Regions from separate parts of the Homo sapiens genome. Here region 2 is linked to region 1. Evidence: chromatin loops called from intact Hi-C (ENCODE). Cell type or tissue: dorsolateral prefrontal cortex. All regions are shown on one strand. Links, peaks and the distances in the headings refer to the core of each region. The heading gives the core; the rest is flanking DNA. Region 1 overlaps ZNF664-RFLNA (ZNF664-RFLNA readthrough). Region 2 has its middle 8.1 kb from the start of NCOR2.

Region 1 (10,317 bases), core at 2,674-5,173:
AGCTTGACCAAAGGCAGCTGATGCTATCAATGCCATCGTTGTCATTGTCACAGGCCATGAGCCCCATATCTGCTATTTCACCTTCACCTGTACCTTTCAGGAGAATCTTCCAGTCATCCTACCTTTCTAAGAGAGACGAATGAAAAGAACAACAACAGAGGATGGAATTTTTGCTGGAAGCTGGTTGGGCAGCCAGTTAGTATTTATAGTCTGTCTGTCCTGTTTCCCCTCCTTATCTTACTCCTGTGTTAATTTATTAGCTATTGACTCTGTGCCAGGTCAGTGGCTGGCACAGTGAATAAGATGCATGTGGCTCTCACAGAGCTGACATTCTACCACAGTGAATAAGATGCATGGTTAAGGCATGATTAACCCTGCTTTAACCATGCATCTCATTCACTGTGTACTTTGGGAGGCCAAGGCAGGTGGATCGCTTGAGCCCAGGAATTCAAGACCAGCCTGGGTAACATGACAAAACCCCATCTCTACAAAAACACAATGCAGGGAACTATGTCACCTGAGGCCCAGGCTGAGGCTGCAGGATGGGTAGAGGTTGGCCAGGTGAGGAGGTAAAGGGGCTGGTTAGGGGAAGGCCTTCCCAAGCAGAAGTCCCCACATGTGCAAAGCATGCAGAGGAATGAGGGACAGCAGGGTGTGTTGAGGGGTGCCTGGGCCTCAGGAGGTGGGGTGGGGAGGGCGCATGGAAGGAGACCCGGGAGCCTGGCAGTGCCAGGTAAGGAAGAAGTCTGAACATCGTGCTCAAAGAGACTGAAATGATCCTACTGGGAGGTAGGAGAGGCAGAAGAATTATTTTATTGTTTTTATAAAATTGATACCTCATCCATTATTAAAACGCAAGAAATCCAGAAAAGTACAAAAAAGATAAAAATTTCCAACTCCTACTACCCCTAAATAACATTCATGAACATTAGGTGGATGTTATTCTAAATATCTTGCTACTTGTATAAGAGAGATGGAAGATGGGCAGTGGGTGTGTGGGTGGGTAGATAATGGGTGAGCAGATGGGCAGGCATGCAGATAGACCAAGTTTTATAAAAGTGATATCACACTAAACACACTATTTTTAAATAAAAAGTATTATACTTAATTTTACTTGGATTTAAACAAAGAATAAGAAAGTGAAAGTAGAGTTTTAGGAATTGACCAACTTAATAGTGTGGTTTTTTTTGGTTCATTTTATTTCATGAGGAATATTTCCTGCTTGAGAATATGTTTCTGTTGCCTTTATAATATAAGGACAATGTGGCTGGGTATAAAATTCTAGGTGTCAGTTCTTCTCTCTGGAATTTTGTAAATGTTGCTCCACTGTGTTCCTACGCAGATTTTTTTTTTTTTTTTGAGACAGGGTCTCGCTCTGTCACCCAGGCTGGAGTGCAGTGGTCCCATCATAGCTTACTGCTACCTTGAACTCCTGGGCTCATGTAATCCTTCCACCTCAGCCTCCCAAGTAGCTAGGACAACAGGCACATGCAACCATGCCCAGCTGCCTGCACTGATTTTGTATTAATTATTTTGCTACAGCTTTTCCATTCAACTCTGCATTAGCTCGGTCTTATCTTCAAATAACTTTTTCAAAAAAAAACTTAATAAACATTATAGTCCTCCAATATTTGAAAATGAGAGCTTGTTGCCTTTACATTCAAATGCAAGGAGAAATCAATAAACGGAACATGTCATCAAATATACAAAACACACTAGGTAGTGATAAGCCTTCTGGAGAAAAAAGAGGGCAGGGTGGTGGGGAAGGTCTCACAGATAAGGTGACGTTTGACTGGAGATCTAACGTAATGTGGGAACCATGCAGACAGCTAGGAGAAAGACCATTCCAGAACAGCAAGTGCAAGTCACTGAGGTAGGAATGTGCTAAGAGTGTTCAAGGAACAACAAAGATACCAGAGTGGCTGGAGCATAGTGAGAGAGGGGGAGTTGTGACAAGACAGAGTCAGAATATAGTAGTTGGCCTGGTCAAGGAGGGCTTTAGAGACCTTGCTAAATGCTTTGGGTTTTATCCTGCATTATGTGGGAAACCATTGAGCATCCATTCCTCCTAATTTACTCTCCACGTGCCAGCTAGAATTATCCTTTTAAAACTTAAGTCAGTGGTCCCCAACCTTTTTGGCACCAGGGACCAGTTTCGTGGAAGACAGTTTTTCTGCAGATGGGGGCAGGGAATGATCCCAGGATGACTCAAGAACATTACATTTATTGTGTACTTTTTTTCTATTATTATTACATTATAATATATAATGGAATAATTATACAACTCACCATAATGTAGAATCAGTGGGAGCCCTGAGTTTGTTTTCCTGCAACTAGACGGTCCCATCTCGGGGTGATGTGATGGGAGATAGTGACAGATCATCAGGCATTAGATTCTCATAAGGAGCATGTAACGTATATCCCTCGCATGTGCAGTTCACAATAGGGTGTGCATTCCTATGGGAATCTGATGCTGCTGCTGATCTGCCAGGAGGTGGAGCTCAGGTGGTAATGTGAGTGATGGGGAGCAGCTGTAAATACAGATAAAGCTTCACTCACTGCTCACCTCCTGCTGTGCAGCTTGGTTCCTAACAGGCCAAAGACAGGTACCAGTCCATGACCCAGGGGTTGGAGACCCTTGACTTAAGTCACATCATGATGCTTATATGACAACTTGGCTGGGTATAAAAGCCTTGGTTGCACATTCTTTTACTCAGAATTTTATGGATATGGCCTCACTGTTTTCTTGCTCTGAATATTGATGTGGAACGTCTAAAGTCTTATTTATACTTCCTAAATATTACTTACCTTTTCTGCTCAAATACATGAAAAATTATTTCTTTATCCTAAAGCTTATTAACTGACCTAAAGCTCATTGACTAAAACCAAGTAGTTTTAGTGTCCATCAAACTTTCTAAATATTTCCAGCAACATAGTATGCTCTCTTAAGCTGAAATTCAGCAATTCCTTCATTTCCAGGGAAATTTCTTCCAACTCTGAATACCTTTTTGGTTCCATTTGTTGATTTCTCTACTTCTAGGTCACTATTGGTCCTTACATTTGACGCTCACCATTCTTGCATTCTCTTTAATTGCTTTTTTCTCTTTATTCTATTTCTCCTGGGAAAGAGATGTAGTAGGGTGGACTATATGAAACTGTCATATTTTTGTAGGTCAAAAACAGTCAAATATTAGCAATTTCATATGACTTGACCTAGTTTGGGAATTCATTAGAACTTGAGTGGTAGCTGAATTCACAGAAATTGAGCTCTTCTCCCCTTCTGTCCTGAAGGAAAATCTTTCCCAGAAGCTCTCATGAGACTTGTCCTCATGTCTCACAGGTGAAACCTGAATCACAGGCCCACCCCAAAGACCAATCACTATCAAAGGGAACAGAATGGCCTTGCTGATTTAATCATGATTCATCCTAGGGCTGGACATGCAGACACCCAAACAAAATCTGGCCTCTGTATCATCAAGGAAGACAGGAGGATGGTTGCTGGGAAGGTAACTTGGACGGGGGAGTGTGTTTGGGCCTCAGCCTGATATCAGGGATTAGTGCTCACATGGTTTTCTGGGAAGACCCACACAGAGCGGAGTCCCAGGGTCATGGAGTGGTGCTCCACTGACATCTGGCTCTTCAGAGGAGGAGGTTTGTCACTGTCAGAGATGAGACAGATGAGGTCAAGGGCTCTGAAAGCACAGAAGGTTTTGAAATTGCATAAAGGGTCTGTATTGCCAGGCCTGGGGAAGTGCTAGAGAGAAGAGAAGCCTGGCCCTATTGACACTTTAACTGGCCTCATATGAACTTCTTTAAAGAAGACTGAAGAGCAGAGATTTTATGTAAAGGAAAAGAAATTCAGGGGCTGGGCTGGGGAGGACACTTATTTCAAAGAGCTTCTCTCCAGGCAGCTTTTCTCTCTGCCCCACAGGAAAGCTTTGTGAAATAGCGTCCTTCCCTGCTCAGCCCCTGACGTGTTTGCAAACAGAACAGACTGGGTTTGTGCAGTGGCACTGCCACCCCCCACGCCACCCCAGCCACTCATGCAAAGAGCTATTGCCAGTGGGAAATGAAAAAACAAAGAGAGGCCTTTTCCTCTGCCTGCTGACCTCCTTTTAGGACCCTGGTCTACAAAATATCATCATCATCATTTCCATTTTGGAAACAGATGAGCCTAGTCTTGGGTTCAATAAACTCTTCAAGCCTGAATCCCAAGGCACACTCACTGCCTCCCAGCCTATAACATGCCAAGTTAGCAGAATCTGTGGGCTCCCAGTTTTTCCACCTAGAAAGCAGGAGTGAATGTGTCCCTCTCTCACTACACGGGTACATGATAGAAGATCAGTGAGGCCGCAGGAGCCAGGAATTCTCCTCAGCAGCCTCCCTTCCCTCTCAAAGCGTCCCACGGTACCCTCTGCAACAGGATCTTCAAATATTTTTAATCATGCATCCCTACCAGGAAAAAAAAAATGAGCACAGTGATAGTCGAGTCCTGCAGGAAGCAGACACTGAGATGCAGTTAGGAGGCTGAAGTTAATTGCAGGTGACTCCTGTAAAAGATATAAGAGAGAGGCACAGGAGTGGGCAGACGAGCCTCCAACGCCATGCAGATCGGGCAGCCACCGCCGGCCCCACCCAGGCTCCAGAGCAAAGACTGCCCACTGGAGGAATCCCGCATTGAGCAGAAATGGCCAGGCCCAAGGACACCTGCTGTGCTTGGTGTCGGGCCGGGCTGCCCCTGCTCAGAAGCTGAGGGGGAGCCTGAGGCACATTGAATGACTGGAGGCTGCCAGATAACCGCACTTCCTGCCTGAGCAAGCTCCTTCTTAAAAGGAGATCCGAGCAATACACCTCTATAGTTGCTGCATGCCTGTGTGTGTGTGTGTGAGTGAGTGTGTGTGTGTGTGTGTGTGTGTCGCATGGGCTGCTGTATTATATGTTACATGCCCTAAAAATAGATCCAAAAATTAAAATTTCACAATGATGTGGCACGAAACACATAAACAGGCGCTCTCATGTTCTCCCTCTGCTCGCCCCCGACTGCACTGCTGTCACCCGACTCTGCAGACTCTGTTCTGGGAAGGAACACGCCTGTGCATGCAGCTGCTTCTTCTTTTTTTTTTTTTTTTTTTTTTTTTTGAGATGGAGTCTCCCTCTGTCACCCAGGCTGGAGTGCAGTGGCGCGATCTCGGTTCACTGCAACCTCCACCTCCCGGGTTCAAGTGATTTTCCTGCCTCAGTCTCTCGAGTAGCTGGGATTACAGGTGCGCGCCATCATGGCCAGCTAATTTTTGTATTTTTAGTAAAGACGGGGTTTCACCATATTGGCCAGGCTGGTCTAGAACTCCTGACCTCAAGTGATCTGCCCACCTTGGCCTCCCAAAGTGCTGAGATTACAGGAGTGAGCCATGGCGCCCGGCCACATGCAGCTTCATGGACCACTCCCCGCTTGCCTGAAGAGGTGCTGGCTCCCCTCTGTCCAGCAGCAGCTGATTATTCCTTGGGCCTCATGGGCTGCAGGGTCAGAAAGCGATCCCGCAATTCAGGGCACTCACCTAGCCTTTTCATCCCCTGGTTAAAGTCTTAGATCCAGCACCTAAACCACATAACTCCAGTTTTTACCACAGAAACTCCCAAAGACGCATAGCAACTGTCACAACACGCAGCTCTTCTCATCCTTCCCTCAACCCTACAGCAAAGCAGCCACCAGGAGGCAAGACCTTTTGGATGCCGAAAGGGGAGAAATGGATACTTTGCCACAGCGTGTGCAATATTGAGCTGCAACCATTTCCTTTGTCTGCACGTTGAAAATCCCCAAAGCGCAACCCTCTTCAGGAGGACACAGGAAGAGCTGCATAGGGTCTGGGCTTCAAACTGAAGCCCAGACACAACCATTGAGTCCCAGGGATTATGAACAGAAGCCAGCGCTTGGACACCTCAGGGGTTGCCCAAGTCTCACAGTATCTTAACAGTGCTAAGGCCAGCATGATCCAGAGTGCAGCCACGTGGCTTTCTGAGGTGCTGTGTCCCCTGCTCTCTGAGACTGTAAGGTGTGAAGCTAAGGAGAGGAGACCGAAAGGAAACACAGAGATCTAAAGCTTGGGAGGAGAGCTGAATCATTTGACAGCAGCTTCCCCCAGAGCAGCGGTCACGATAATTTTATGATGTTATATCCAGCACCAAGCTCATCATTGCCAGAGGACAGACCCCGCGACAGCAGAGATTTTTGTTTCCAAAGAAAAGTTCATTTCTCTTCTCACAGCAGGGCCTGGCTTTAAATATTTGTTGAGTTAATTTTGCTCTTCTCCTAATACTTAAGTTTCATTAAGGAGCTGAGGTACCTACAATAAAAATATGAAGGAACACAGGAGAGCTGTTCCTTTGTCTTCTCCTTGGGAAGTCTGGGGCTTCTGCTTCTGGTGCGGTGCTGTCATCCCTAGCAGCTCCATCGTGCATTTGGTGGCCTCTCTTTTTCCTCTTTTTTTTTTTTTTTTGAGATGGAGTCTCACTCTGTTGCCCAGGCTGGAGTGCAGTGGCGCAATCTCGGCTCACTGCAAGCTCCGCCTCCCAAGTTCAAGTGATTCTCCTGCCTCCGCGTCCCAAGTACCTGGGATTACAGGTTCCTGCTGCCACACCCAGCTATTTTTTGTATTTTTAGTAGAGACGGGGTTTTGCCATGTTGCCCAGGCTGGTCTCGAACTCCTGACCTCAGGTGATCTGCCTACCTTGGCTTCCCAAAGTGCTGAGATTACAGGCATGAGCCACTGTGCCCGGCCTCGGTGGCCTCTCTTGACCAGTGATAAACAGGTGGCAGCAAAAGACAGGGAGAGGCCAGACTTGTGCAAACGGGCCCAGTGGAAGCACCTCTAGTGCCTAAGGCATGCATGCACTCTGTTCCTCTAATTTGGGGATGGAATCCAAAATCCCGGCCTACCTCAGTGGTTCTCAACCAGGGTAGGGGCTCCCTGACCCACGTCCCAGGAAACAAACAGCATCACTAAGAGACCCTCTGCTCACCCCGAGTGGCTTCCACACGTCACTCTCCTGAGCAGCCACGCAGGGTACTGGGCAGAGGAAGGACAAGCAGGGTAGGGGAGAGGCCCTGGCTCATCCCGCGTTGCTGGAAGGGGGCTCGTCCTTCGCCTGGTGCAGGGGTCCCTGCTTAGGGATGCAGGAACCCCTGCCAGTCTCTAGGCCAGGAGAAATGCTTGTGACAGGGCAAACATTCCGTCTACTGGTGCTCCTGGAACCTATCCTCATATTCAACGCCACAGAGATACAGTTTTCTGCTGAAAGAGTTCCGACTCAGGGTAAGACAGAATTTGGGATTAATAAGGTGACCCTAGAACACCTCCCATAGAAGAGAGATCTGTGTGGGTGGCTTCCGGTCCTCACATGGGAGAAAGACTCCATTCAACTTGAGTCCATCAGATCAACATTTCTCCGCAATCATTCATGATTAAAACAAGATAATAAAAAGAAAGGCAGAAGAAAGAATTAAAGATATTCCCTAGTGATTGTTCAATTTTACTGGTGTGCTGATGGAAATGGTGTAATCTCATTGCTGCAAGAAGCCGTATAGTTGGGGAAAGCCTCTTTTATGAATGTCAAGCATCCCTCCTATCTGGGGGAACCCCCCATTCCGTGGGGCTTGCTGTGAGGCAGGGACCCACCACCCGCTACGGCCAACGAAGGCTGAGGTACAGATAACCCAGCCCCGGGAGCTGTGGCGTAGGCATGTGGCCTCAGCCTGGAACCTGGTACCTGTGAATGTGACCTTATCTGCAAGAAGGACTTTGCAGATGTAATCAAGTTCAGATGAGGTCATACTGGATTAGGGTGTGCCCTAAATCCAGTATGACTGGTGTCCTTCTAAGAAGAGGGAAATCTGGACACAGAGACACACGCAGAAGGAAGATGGCCACATGGAGATGGAGGCAGAGATAGGAGTGAAACATCCACAAGCCCACTGAAGCTGAGGGTTGCCGCGGCCCCCGGAAGCTGAGAGGCACAAAACACATTCCTCCCTAGGGCCTCAGTGGGTACGTGCCCCTGTGGCCTTCTGGCCTCCAGAATTGTGAGGGTGAACTTCTGCTATTATAAGACACCTGGCACGTGGGCTTTGATATGGCAACTACAGGGCGCTAACACAGATGCCCACACTAAGGACCTGACCCTTGAGGCTGTGACACAGAGATCCAGTGATGGGGAGTTTCCCAGCAGCAGGACAGCACCAAAGGCCCATCAGGACAGCAAGTGTCAGAGGCTGCAGGGCCCCAGAGACCAGGACAGATTGCCCAGGGCAGTGGCCAATGTCTGATAATGGCAGGACTTATGGCGGCGTCCACATCAGCCTGTACCTGTGACCCTTGACCTGCCTAGCTGCTCTTGGTCTTACCGGTTTTACAAGCCTGACTCTCAGTCGGGCGCAGTGGCTCACACCTGTAATCCCGGCACTTTGGGAGGCCAAAGGAGGCAGATCACTTGAGGCCAGGAGTTTGAGACCAGCCTGGCCAACATGGTGAAACCCCGTCTCTACTAAAAATACAAAAAAATTAGCTGGGCATGGTGGTGGGCGCCTGTAATTGCAGCTATTTGGGAGGCTGAGGCAGGAGAATCTCTTGAACGCAGGAGGCAGAGGTTGCAGTGAGCCGAGATCATGCCACTGCATGCCAGCATGGGTGACAGAGCGAGACTCCATCTCAAAAACAAATAGAAAAAAAATGATAAAATAAAACCTGATTCTCCATTCCAAACGCTGCCCAATATCCTTCTAGAAAGGTCCTATTCTGCTCAAGTTAGCCAGTTAATTTCTACTGTTTGCAAGCAAAATCCCTGACTGGTATAAAGCCTCATCCAAATAATTCAGAATACATTATCTATGCATACAAAAGGCCCCGGAGCTTTTTTCTGACTCTCAACTGGACATAATCGTTACATGCCTGTGAACACTCAAGCAGTGATCATCACCAGTAATTCATCAATGTTGCAATGACAGGTGATGGGTAGTTAATGACTATTGTGAAAACTGCACTTATCTCTGGGGGTTTACTTAGCTGTAAGAAGTAAGCTTTACTTCTCAAAATCAAGGTTAGAATTTCTGCAACATGGAATTTACAATATGTATCATCTATTTTGACTTTGATGCTATGCATTAAAGTGTTTTTAATAATTGGGTATATATTAAACATTTATCGACTTAACTAAAAGATATAAAGTTTTAAGAAAAATGGGTGTATTATAAAATCCCTTCAAAACACCCCAAAATGCTAATGAAATAAGAGATCAAGTAGGTAGACTGAAATAAAACTCTACAGTGTTAAAAAACAACAAACAAAATTGGAAACGAGAAGAGTGGTGCCTCAGGAGGAAATAACAGCATTGGGACACTCGGCAAGCTATGACGGAGCCAGGCAGCCCCGCACAGGAAATGCACGTTACTGCCGTGAGCACCGCCAAGAATGTGGACATCACGTTCATAGTGTGTGGCCCTCCCGGGCCCTTTGATATCAACATGCCCTCACGTTCAATAGAAGACATTTCCTGTGCATTTCACCTCTTCCCTGATCCCCAGGAAGTCCTAGGCAGGAATTCTGGCTGAATCTGCTTCCATTTCTAAATCCCATATTTGGTCAAATCCAATTATGTTGCCCCTTCAAGATTTCAATCAGAAACACTTGTATTTGAATTGAAAGGCCATAATGTGCTTACAAAGAAATATATCCATAAAAACACATTATACTTCATTAACAGTTATCTATTGACCAGGTGCGGTGGCTCACGCTTGTAATCCCAACACTTTGGGAGGCCAAGGCCGGTGGATTACTTGAGGTCAGGAGTTCGAAACCAGCCTGGCCAACATGGTGAAACCCTGTCTCTACTAAAAATATAAAAATTAGCCAGTTGTGATGGCACGTGCCTATAGTCCCAGCTACTCAGGAGTCTGAGGCAGAAGAATCACTTCAACTCAGGAGGCGGAGGTTGCAGCGAGCCAAGATCGCGCCACTGTACTCCAGCCTGGGCGAGAGAGCAAGACTCCATCTCAAAAAAAAAAAAAAAAGGTATTTATCATGATGTATATTACATTAGACAAGCTAGTTGGGGGGAAAAGAAAACCCTAAAAGTAAGTATCTATAACTTTCTGAAAGATCACTTCTGTTAATCCCTATTAAAGCCATCAAATCTTTTTCTCTAGCTAACTGAAAAAATCATCCAGGCAAAATGATACTAAATTTTTGGTTCTTATTCCCTTTTCCTGTTTCACTAGGAGCAAACAAAATCTATGTGGTTTCATTCATTTTCCTTTTTCATTCTTTC
Region 2 (10,317 bases), core at 4,363-6,862, 530 kb before region 1:
TGCTATCTCATCGGGGTTTTGATTCGCATTTCTCTAATAACTAATGCAGCTGGACATCTTTTTGTGTGCTTCTTGGCCATCAGTATGTGGGAGAGGCCATATATGTTCACCTACTATAGCCTGATGTTTAAATCCTCATGTGGGGCGCATGAACCCATCCATGAGCTGAACCTTGGGGCCCACCAGACCTGGGTTCAGATCCTATTTGCTTCCTCCACTCCTGCTCTGGGTAACTCAGGCCACGCTGCTCTATTTTCCTGAGTCTCTGTTTCCTCACTGTTGATGGCGGCTGACAGGACAGGGCTGAGAGAGCTTCCTTGTGTCAAGCACTTAGCCCAGCACCAACTCATAGTGAGCACTTCCAAACTATTGTTGTTCTTGGCACATCCTTCCTGGGCCACCTATGGGAACTCCCCATTGACACTGAGCAGAGGGCTCACTTGAGTCTTCCCCCAACCAGCCTTTAGGACGGAGTTCTTGGAATGAGGTCATTGTGAGCAGATTTTCCTTTTGGTGTGGAGGGAAACTACCGAAAGTCTTCTACAGTCCAGGCAATGGAAGGAGAATTCATACTGTGGGCCCTGCCCTCGGAGAAAGATCCTAGGAAAGATAATGACAGCTGAGCTTTGTTGACAGCTCGGCTTTGCACACACTGGGCTTTGCACACATTGACTCATTTTATTCTCACCACAACCCCATGAACCAGGTCCTGCTACTATACCCATTTTACAGATAAGGAAACTGAAGCCCAGAGAGCTACTCATAGGGAATATGGCAGAGCTAGGATTTGAACCCAGGCCATTTACTGCCCAAGTGATTATTCCCTTCTTTCTTGCTGTGGGAACCCTGATTTCAGTGAGAGACCTGTGCCTCTCCAGGGGACTCAGGAAATCGGGACACATCTTTAGCTCTAGGGGACTATCCAGATTGGTCCCAGGCCAGTGATTCTGTTTCCTTTGCCAGAGACTAATCAAGCTGTGGGCATGGGACCCAATCCTGGCCAATGAGATATGAGTAAAGGGCTGCAGTGGGCTTTGGGGAAAGGGCTCTTGTTCTTCCTGCACTGAATGTTGTGCCTGGATATATTAGCTGGAGCAGTGGCAGCTATTTTGTGGTCATGAGGAAATTTGGGATGAGAACCAATCTGAGGGGAGGAAACCAGAAAGATGGAAAGAACCGGGAGATCCCTGACAATGGCACTCAATCTAACCAAACCCAGAACCACCCTTCCTCCTAATTTCTTGCTATGTGAAATGATAAATGACCTCATTGCTTACGTTGATTTGAGCTGAGGTTTCTGTGACTTGCCTCATAATGGATGTGATTGAGTGACTATGAGCGTTGTGCAGACAGGGAAGTTCTCCTGGCTTGGTGACCACTGTATCCCTGGTGCCTGGAACATTACCTGGTACATAATAGGTGCTCAATTAAGATGAACTGATGAGGCAGTGGCTGGAGCCCCCAAATGCAGGTTCAGACAATACGCATGGGAAAAGCGGGAATCCTGAAATGACGGCAACTGCAGGCTTTGAAGTTGGACAGACTGGGTTCGAAGCCAACGCTCCCCTCTTGAGTCAGGTGATCTCAAGCTTTCCCTCTGGCTTCTCACCTTTGTTTTTCTTATGCATGAGACGGATCTGCTGGGTGGAATAATAGCTCCAGAGATGTCCCCATCCTAATTTCTAGAATCTGTGAATCTGCTACCTTACATGGCAAAGGGGCTTTGCAGAGGTGATTAAGTAAAGGATTTTGAGATGGGAGATGATCCTGGATTATCCGGGTGGGCCCAGTGTAATCACAAGCTTCCTTGTGAGAGGGAGTCAGGAGGTCAGAGTTGGGGAGGAGATGCAGCGATGGAAGAAGAGATTGGAGTGAGGCGAGGCCACCAGCCTCTGGCAGCTGGAAAAGGTGAGGAAATAGATTCTCCCTCAGATCCTCCAAGAGGAACACAGCCCTGCTGGCACCTTGATTCCATCTCTCCAGGAGCCACTTCAGACTGCTGACTTCCAGAACTGTAAGGTAATGAATCTGTACTGTTTTCAGCCACCACGTTTGGCTTAATTCATTACAGCAGCGACAGGAGAGTAATACCATGGGGCTGATAATCGTGTCTCCTTCCAAAGGTTCTTGCAGATTCCAGAAGTCTGAGCATGAACTGGGCAGGTTGGAATAGCCCAGGCAGCCTTTGCAGTGATTAGCCAGTCTCAGCACCAGTTCTGCCTTTGCCAGGAAGTCTTCCCGGGTTTCTCCTGGCCCACGCCCACACCTCCCCTTGTGGCTGACATCTATATGGCCTGGCACTGTGCTAAGGCTTTACACCCAGGATCCCATTTAATTCTAACGGCCACCCCGTGAGGAAGGGGCTCACAGGACACCCATATAACAGAAAGGAAACTGAGGTATGGGGAAGGTAGGAAAGATCATGGGATGGGTGGCTTTGGAGAGGCCGCGCTGGAGCCTCCCAGGCCTGATCCACCCACATCGCACACCCTTCATCGGCTTGACTTGGCCCCCAGAGGCCCTAAGAGCAGGATGCACTCCAAGACTGCAGTGTGTGCCTTTCCACGAAGAGCTTCGAAGGGCTCGCGGGGACATGCGTGGAATTTTTCTTCCACAGCGCTGCCAGAGCAAATTGGTTTCCAGGCACAGACGGGCTCCCTTCCCTTCTCCCTGCCCAGGCTACAGGCACAGACGGGCTCCCTTCCCTTCTCCCTGCCCAGGCTTGTCTCGGCCCCGCCCCTGCAGGCCTCTCCTCCTGAGGCCTGGGGCACTGGATTCCCTACATCTCACCTGCTGACCCTCCACAGCGCCCATTTCCTCCACCCCCTGCACTGCCCCTGTCTTGGCACTCGTTATTTCTCATTGCCATGAGACCTCCCACCCGGCCTCCCTGCCTCTCAGGGATCCCCATTCTAAACACGCCCAGACCTGACCACAGTCCTGCTGAAACCCATCAGGGTCTCCCATTGCTTGTAGGGGAAGGGTGGGCTCCGTGTTGTGGCTTGCGAGGACATGCGTGTTTGCCGAGCTCGTGCATCCTACCTGAGGGCCTTTGCACTTGCCACGCCCCCTGCCCCAAATGTCCTTTCTGTGGACATCCTCGTGGCTGGCACTGTCTTTCATTCATGTCTGTGCCCCATTGTCACCTCCCCCAAGAGGCCTTCCCCAGCCACCCTGTGCTTTACTCTCCTCTCAACACCACCTGAAACAACAGCATGCCATTACATATTAATTTGATTTCTTGTGCTTTCAGCCAGGGAGGGAGTCCAGCCCCATTTTACAGATGAGGAAAACTGAGGCTCAAAGAGATCAAGTGACTTGCCCCTCCTCACGCTCCAGCCACACCGGTGTTCTATCCATTCTTCAGACACATCGAGTCACTTCCCATGGTGTGGCCTTTGCATCTGCTGTTTCTCCCACCTAGAATGCTGTTCCCTCACCCCCGGCCGCCGCCGTCTTAAATGTCACCTCCTCAGGGAGACCCTCCAGGATCACCTAATCTCAAACCTGTCCTCCCCGTGCTCTGCAGCACTCCTGGCCCCTATCCTTTTGGGCCCCCTTCACCAGCCTTGATGATGCTTCCTTCCTTTGCTTGTGTGATTCGTGACTCCCTCAATCTTGCAGGGAAGAGGATCTGCCCTGGGTGTTTGGAGGGCTTCCCGCAGGGTGCTACAGGGCCTGAGCAGTTGAGGTGGAGCCTCCTGGCAGGATGCTCAGCGATGTCACAGGCCTGGGCTACCAGGGAGCTGCTGCCCCAGCCCAGGTGGGAAGCCACCTTCCAAATGAGACTCTGTCCCCATAGTGTCTGACCCCCTGCTGCAGTCCACTCGGCCCAGTGGCTGCTGCAGACCCTCTCTCCACCCGATGGACTTGGTCCTGAATTTGAGTGTGATAAATGGGTTGCTGGACCCAGAATCCATACAGAGCCCTAGCTGCAAGGGATCCTGGAAACATGGTCGTTGGCTTCTGCTGTTCAGGAAGACGGACCAGGAAGAGTGGGAGACACATGCAGCAGGCCCAGCCAGGTGTCTCCCACTCTGCCCTCCAGAGAGCTGCCTCCGTGTTGAGTCTTGTTCACTGTGGGACCCCAGGACCAACAGAAAACGTGTTTGTTGAGTGATTCAATGAGATAGCCGAGTTTGGAGGTGAACCCAGATCTGTCGGATTCGAATCTGTGGATCCTTTCCACTTTAACTTGCTAGAGGGACCTTCCCCCTGGGATTTTAGAGCCCTGTCAACTTTTCACGTGCAATGCTGGGCTTACAATAATTCTGGCAGGCACCAGAGAGGCCTGGAGGACCCTTCTGAGCCAGGGGGACCAGCAGCATTCATTTTTAAAATGAGAGATCCAGTATGACTGGCTCGGACAGGCAGAAGCCAGAGGGAACCCAGGAGGGACAAACAAGCTCAGTTCTAAGACCGCAGGTCGCACCCACTCTGGACAGGCCTTTGGGGTCTGATCTCCCCTTGGTCCAGGTCTGAGCGGGGCGGTTTGGGCCAGGGCTGCTTTAGAGTTGGATGCAGCAACAGTCACCACTGCAGTGCAGGCTCTTTCACCATCTGTGTGTGTGTCTGTGCGTGTCTGTGCCCTGGGAAGAAGGGAAGGGGCAGGGGTTGGCTTTCCAGGCCCAAGCAGAGGGTGAGGCCACCCAGGGGCTAATTCCTAACATTCTCAGGGAGGCTGAGAAGGAGAAAATGTGGGGCAAAGATGCTGGAAAGGAGACCTCCTTGAATCTCGAAAGACTCCAGAAGTGCACGCAGGGATGTCCAAAACCAGATATCCAAGCTGAAAAACAAAGCAAGAAAGCATTTTCCATCTGTAAACATTTCACACAGACATGGTCAGAGCAAGTGACCCTCTGCCTCAACCCCCATTTCCCAGGGCGTCCCCTGCACCTGCCCTTGTCACATCCTCCCCCAGCCCCCACCCAGAGGCAACCTCTGCTGTCAATTTGTCCTGTGTCCTCCCCAACCTCTCCCTGGCTCCTGCCATATGTCCCTCCCTGAACTGCCCACTCCATCCACTGTTCTCACACGGGGCTCTTTGCTGTTCCAGGAATACACCAGGCACATTCCCACCCCAGGGCCTTTGCACTGGTGGTTCCCTCTGCCTGTTGTGCTTTCTCCCAGATACTTCCCTGACCTCCCACACCTGTGCACACTACCTTCCTTTCCTGATTTATTCATTATCTTTTTGAGACTGAGTCTCGCTCTGTCACCCAGGCTGGAGTGCAGTGATGCGATCGTGGCTCACTGCAACCTCTGCCTCCCGGGTTCAAGCGATTCACCTTCCTCAGCCTCCCAAGTAGCTGGGATTTCAGGCACCTACTACCATGCCCAGCTAATTTTTGTATTTTTGGTAGAGAGGTGGTTTCACCATGTTGGCCGGGCTGGTCTCGAACTCCTGACCTCAGGTGATCCACCCACCTTGGCCTCCCAAGGTGCTGGGATTCCAGGAGTGAGTCACAGTGCCTGGCCTTCCTTTCTGGATTTATTTCTTGCAGAGCACTTACCACCTTCTCATCCAGGGAATGATATATTTATTGAGTTTTAATTATGCATCCCTCTCTTTAGAATGTCAGCTCCACGGAGGCAGAGACTGCCTATCTCATTCACTGCTATATCTCACACACCTAGTGTGGTGCCTCGCACACAGTGGGCACGCCTGAATTAATCTCCTTGCAGAAGTCTTCATGCATATAAGATATGGAATCAATCTAAGTGTCCATCAATGAAGGATTGAATAAAGAAAGTGTGGTACCTATACACCATGGATCACTATTTAGTTATAAGAAAGAATGAAATCCTGTCTTTTGCAGCAATGTGGATAGAACTGGAGTCCATTATCCTAAGCGAAACGACTCAGACACAGAAAGACAAATACTGGCCGGGCGCAGTGGGCCATGCCTGGAATCCCAGGCACTTTCGGAGGCCAAGGCGGGCAGATTGGTTGAGGCCAGGAGTTCGAGACCAGCCTGGCCAACATGGTGAAACCCGTCTCTACTAAAAATACAAAAATTAGCTGGGCATGGTGGTGTCCCAGCTACTTGGGAGGCTGAGGCGGGAGAATCACTTGAACCTGGGAGGTGGAGGTTGCAGTGAGCCAAGATCACGCCACTGAACTTCCAGCCTGAGTGACAGAGCGAGATTCTGTCTCAAAAAAAAAAAAAAAAAAAAAAAAGCAAATACTGCATGTTTTCACTTACAAGTGGGAGCTAAATAATGTGTACACATGGAAGCAGAGTGTGGAATGATGGAATTGGAGACCGAGAGGCGTGGGGACATGGGAGGGGGTTAGATGGCGGGAGGTTGCTTGGTGGACATAAGGCGCATGGCTCCCATGATGGGTGCATCCTAACACTTTGCCTTCACCACAGTGCAATATAACAATGTAGCAACATTGCACTTGTACCCCATTAATATATGCCAAAAAGTATCATGCATAGCCCGGCAGCCTAAGCACACTTACCCCTCCCCGCTTTTCTGCACAAAAGGTACCACACTGCACACCCAGCACTGCACGTGCTTTTGCGCTAAACAATGTATCTGGGAGGTCTGCCCCCACGGGAACAGAAGGTACAGCTTATTCTCAGGCTTGTTCACAGCTGCGGGCTGTCCCATTGGAGAGATGGCAGGATCCACCTAGCCAGCCCCACCACCGCCATTCAGGAGAGCAAGACTGCAGGGACCATGTCATCCTCGCTGGATCGCTCCCCTTGATGGGGCCCTCCTGTGCTCCCACCCATGGTGCCTGAGAGCAAAGACTCAAGCAGATGCCCTGGTGGGACAACACCCCAGAAATGAGGGGGAACCCCTGGGAGAAAGCGAGCTGTTGATCTTCAGAGATCATCGGGCCTATCAGAGGGGGGCCTGAGTTTGTTCCCAGCTCCATTCTTTCTGAAATGTAAACAGTGTCTTAACTGAAGGAGCAGAGGAAGCCGGGGGTGACATTGCAGTTTCTTGCAGCAAGGGTAAGTGGGGGCTGGCTGGGGACTCTGAGCGACATCCTCAGTGAGGTTTCTGCAGGACTGTGAGATCAGAAGGGCCTCTGTGCAGAAAGGATGAGGGCCAAGAGACCCTGTCCCCCGCCAATCCCCCATGTTCTGAACGTTCACTTTGCTTTGAATGCCAGGGTGTTTTTCTTGTTTTCTTAGCCTTTAAAGGGCTGACTTCAAGGCCCGATTCCTTATGTCCAGGGAGGGTCCTTGCTTAGCACATGAGGTTGATGATAACTTACTTTTTCGAGTGCCAACTACCTGTGGCTACAAAGGGTGGTCTCCTTCACTGCTTAATCCCACCATGCCCAGCAACAGTAGGTGCTTAATAACTACATATTGAATAAAACTGTGGGCCAGACACTGTGGCTCATGCCTGTAATCTCAGCACTTTGGGAAGCCGAGGTGGGTGGATCACCTGAGGTCAGGAGTTTGAGACCAGCCTGGCCAACATAGTGAAACCCCATCTCTACTAAAAATACAAAAATTAGCCAGGTGTGGTGGCACGGGCCTGTAGTCCCAGCTACCGGGGAGGCTGAGGCAGAGGAATCGCTTGAACCCGGGAGGCAGAGGTTGCAGTGAGCCGAGATTGTGCCACTGCACTCCAGCCTGGGTGACAGAGTGAGACTCCATTTCAAAAACAAAAAACAAAAAGCAAAAAAACAAAAAACTGTGATGCCGTCACTGAAACCAGGCTTCTCCTCCTCCTGCATAGCTTGGCCCCAGGCACGCTCTTCATCTGGGTGTCTTTTGGGTTGTCGCTGACAGTGTAACACAGGCCCCTTGCCTGTGCTCTGTGACAGCCAGCCCAGGGCTCTTGAGGTGGCAGCGTCAACAATGTGCAATTTTGCTCCATTGATGTATTGCATTGTGGTGAAGTCAGGGCCTTCAGTGCACCTTGCTGCCTACATTTTTGGAAGAGGGTCCCTTTACCATTGAGGAAGGTTCTGACTCCCCACCCCTACTGATCCTTCCATGTTGGGTGGGAATCACCCACAGCTGAGTGGAAAACTGGTTTGGGGAACTAACGCTTTGCAGGGGTCACAAACAGGCCTGCTCCAAGTGATCGTCCACCCTCTTCCCTGCAGAGGCATTTAGTATTTGGTTTGGTAGCTCTTGTGTTGTTTTTTTTTTTTTTTTTGAGATGGAGTCTCGCTCTGTCGCCCAGGCTGGAGTGCAGTGGCGCGATCTCAGCTAACTGCAAGCTCCACCTCCCGGGTTCACGCCATTCTCCTGCCTCAGCCTCCTGAGTAGCTGGGACTACAGGCACCCGCCACCACGCCCGGCTAATTTTTTGTATTTTTAGTAGAGACGGGGTTTCACCATGTTAGCCAGGATGGTCTCGATCTCCTGACCTCGTGATCCGCCCGCCTCGGCCTCCCAAAGTGCTGGGATTACAGGCGTGAGCCACTGTGCCCGGCCGTGGCTCTTGTGTTTTAAAGAAGGGTGGCAGAGCCTAATCCCAACACTTTGGGAGGCCAAGGCAGGAGGATCACTTGAGCCCAGGAGCTCAAGGTTGCAGTGAACTGTGATCACACCGTTGCACTCCAGCCTGGGTGACAGAGCGAGACCCTATCTCTAAAAAATAATATAAAAACGCCTTGGGACAGGTGCAGGGTGTGCCGAGGGCCCTGCCCGGGCATATCTCACCCTCTCCTCCAGTTCTGGGCTGGCTGTTCTGCCAGGCCCTGTGGGCTTTTCTTTTTTTCTTTTTTTGAGATGGAGTCTCACTCTGTCGCCCAGGCTGGAGTGCAGTAGCATGATCTCGGCTCACCACAAGCTCCGCCTCCTGGGTTCAAGCCATTCTCCTGCCTTAGCCTCCTGAGTAGCTGGAATTCAGGCATGCACCACCATGCCCGGGTAATTTTTGTATTTTCAGTAGAGGCAAGTTTTCACCATGTTGGCCAGGCTGGGCTCGAACTCCTGACCTCAGGTGATCCGCCTAGTTTGCAACTTCTGCTTCAAAGCACATCAAAAGTAAGAAAAACATAGATAAGCTTTTTCTACACAGACACAGTTCTAGGTGTGCGTGTGAGGCTTGGCTCCAGGGATGCTCACTTGGGTGTCTATTGGGTTGTTACTGATAGATAGTGTGACATAGGCCCCTTGGGTGCGATCCAGTGGCTAGTCCAGGGCTCCTGGGGTAGCCAGGGTCAAAGCTGCTCAGGGCACCATGTCCCCCAGCATGAGTCCTCACCCTATAGATGCCTTGTTCCTCCAGGCCCACCTTGAAGGTGGGGAATTTTTTCCAGGAGTGGCTGGAATTTGATCTGATACCATGGTTGACCATGTGAACTTGATTAGCCTGAATGGGCATCACTTGGGTGTCAGGCTAACAAATAAAACTTTTTTTTTTTTGTTTTTTTTGATGGAGTCTCACTCTGTTGCCCAGGCTGGAGTGCAGAGGCATGATCTTGGCTCACCGCAACCTCCGCCTCCAGGGTTCAAGCAATTCTCCTGCCTCAGCCTCCGGAGTAGCTGGGATTACAGGCATGCATCACCACACCCGGCTAATTTTTGTATTTTTAGTAGAGATGGGGTTTTACCATGTTGGCCAGGCTGGTCTCCAACTCCTGACCTCAGGTGATTTGCCCGCCTTGGCCTCCCAAAGTGCTGGGATTACACCATGAGCCACTGCGCCTGGCCCAAATAAAACATATTTTAGAGACAGGGTCTTGCTCTGTCATCCAGGCTGGAGTGCAATGGTGTGATCACAGCTCACTGCAACCTCAAGCTCCTGGGAGTCCCATCTACCCAGAGGTTGGGACCAGTGGAAAGGTAAAGGCTTCATCCTAAAATATGCCCAAGGAGCAAGTGCTGGAAAACACAGATACAGGATCAGCCATTCCCACTTGTTTCTAGATTTTTCCAGGGTCAACACCTGCCTCCTTCCCCCTCTGTTGGTGCATTCATTCATTCATGTGTTAATTCAGTCGCAACACATTTGAATTGAGTGCCCACTATGTGCTGAGGATACAGCAGTGAGCTGGCCAGAAAGGTCTTTGCTCTCATGGAACTGACATTCTGGTGACCAAAGACAATATATATCAGTGACAAATGCCCAGGATAGTTTCAGGTGGTGATAAATGGTGACAAAAATGAATAGGATGTTGAGTTAGTGAGGGCCTTGGCGGTTTCTTCAGATACAGGGTCAGTGAGGGACTCTCTCTCTTTATTTATTTATTTTTTGAGACAGAGTTTCGCTCTTTTTGCCCAGGCTGGAGTGCAATGGCATGATCTCAGCTCACTGCAACCTCTGCCTCCTGGGTTCAAGCGATTCTCCTGCCTCAGCCTCCCGAGTAGCTGGGATTACAGGCATGTG

Evidence for each region. A loop is a pair of places that touch in the nucleus more often than their neighbours do. Peaks named below come from ENCODE experiments on the same cell type or tissue, not always from the same donor. Only the 100,000 strongest peaks of a DNase experiment are listed, where the experiment ranks them.
Region 2: a loop joins it to region 1, with 2.6 times the contacts of the local background. A loop is called at or near these places in 13 of 110 quality-filtered maps.

Annotation. Positions count from the first base shown.
Region 1 is chr12:124,039,614-124,049,930 of GRCh38, reverse strand. The region is part of intron 2 of ZNF664-RFLNA (ZNF664-RFLNA readthrough); the gene reads right to left. Among named protein-coding and RNA genes, the nearest start is that of ZNF664-RFLNA, 72 kb to the right of the region's middle. In dorsolateral prefrontal cortex, for the core only: no CTCF peak of the experiment used is centred there; a DNase peak (open chromatin) is centred at 4,000; H3K27ac peaks cover 1,750 bases.
Region 2 is chr12:124,570,587-124,580,903 of GRCh38, reverse strand. No RefSeq gene overlaps it. Among named protein-coding and RNA genes, the nearest start is that of NCOR2, 8.1 kb to the right of the region's middle. In dorsolateral prefrontal cortex, for the core only: no CTCF peak of the experiment used is centred there; no DNase peak of the experiment used is centred there.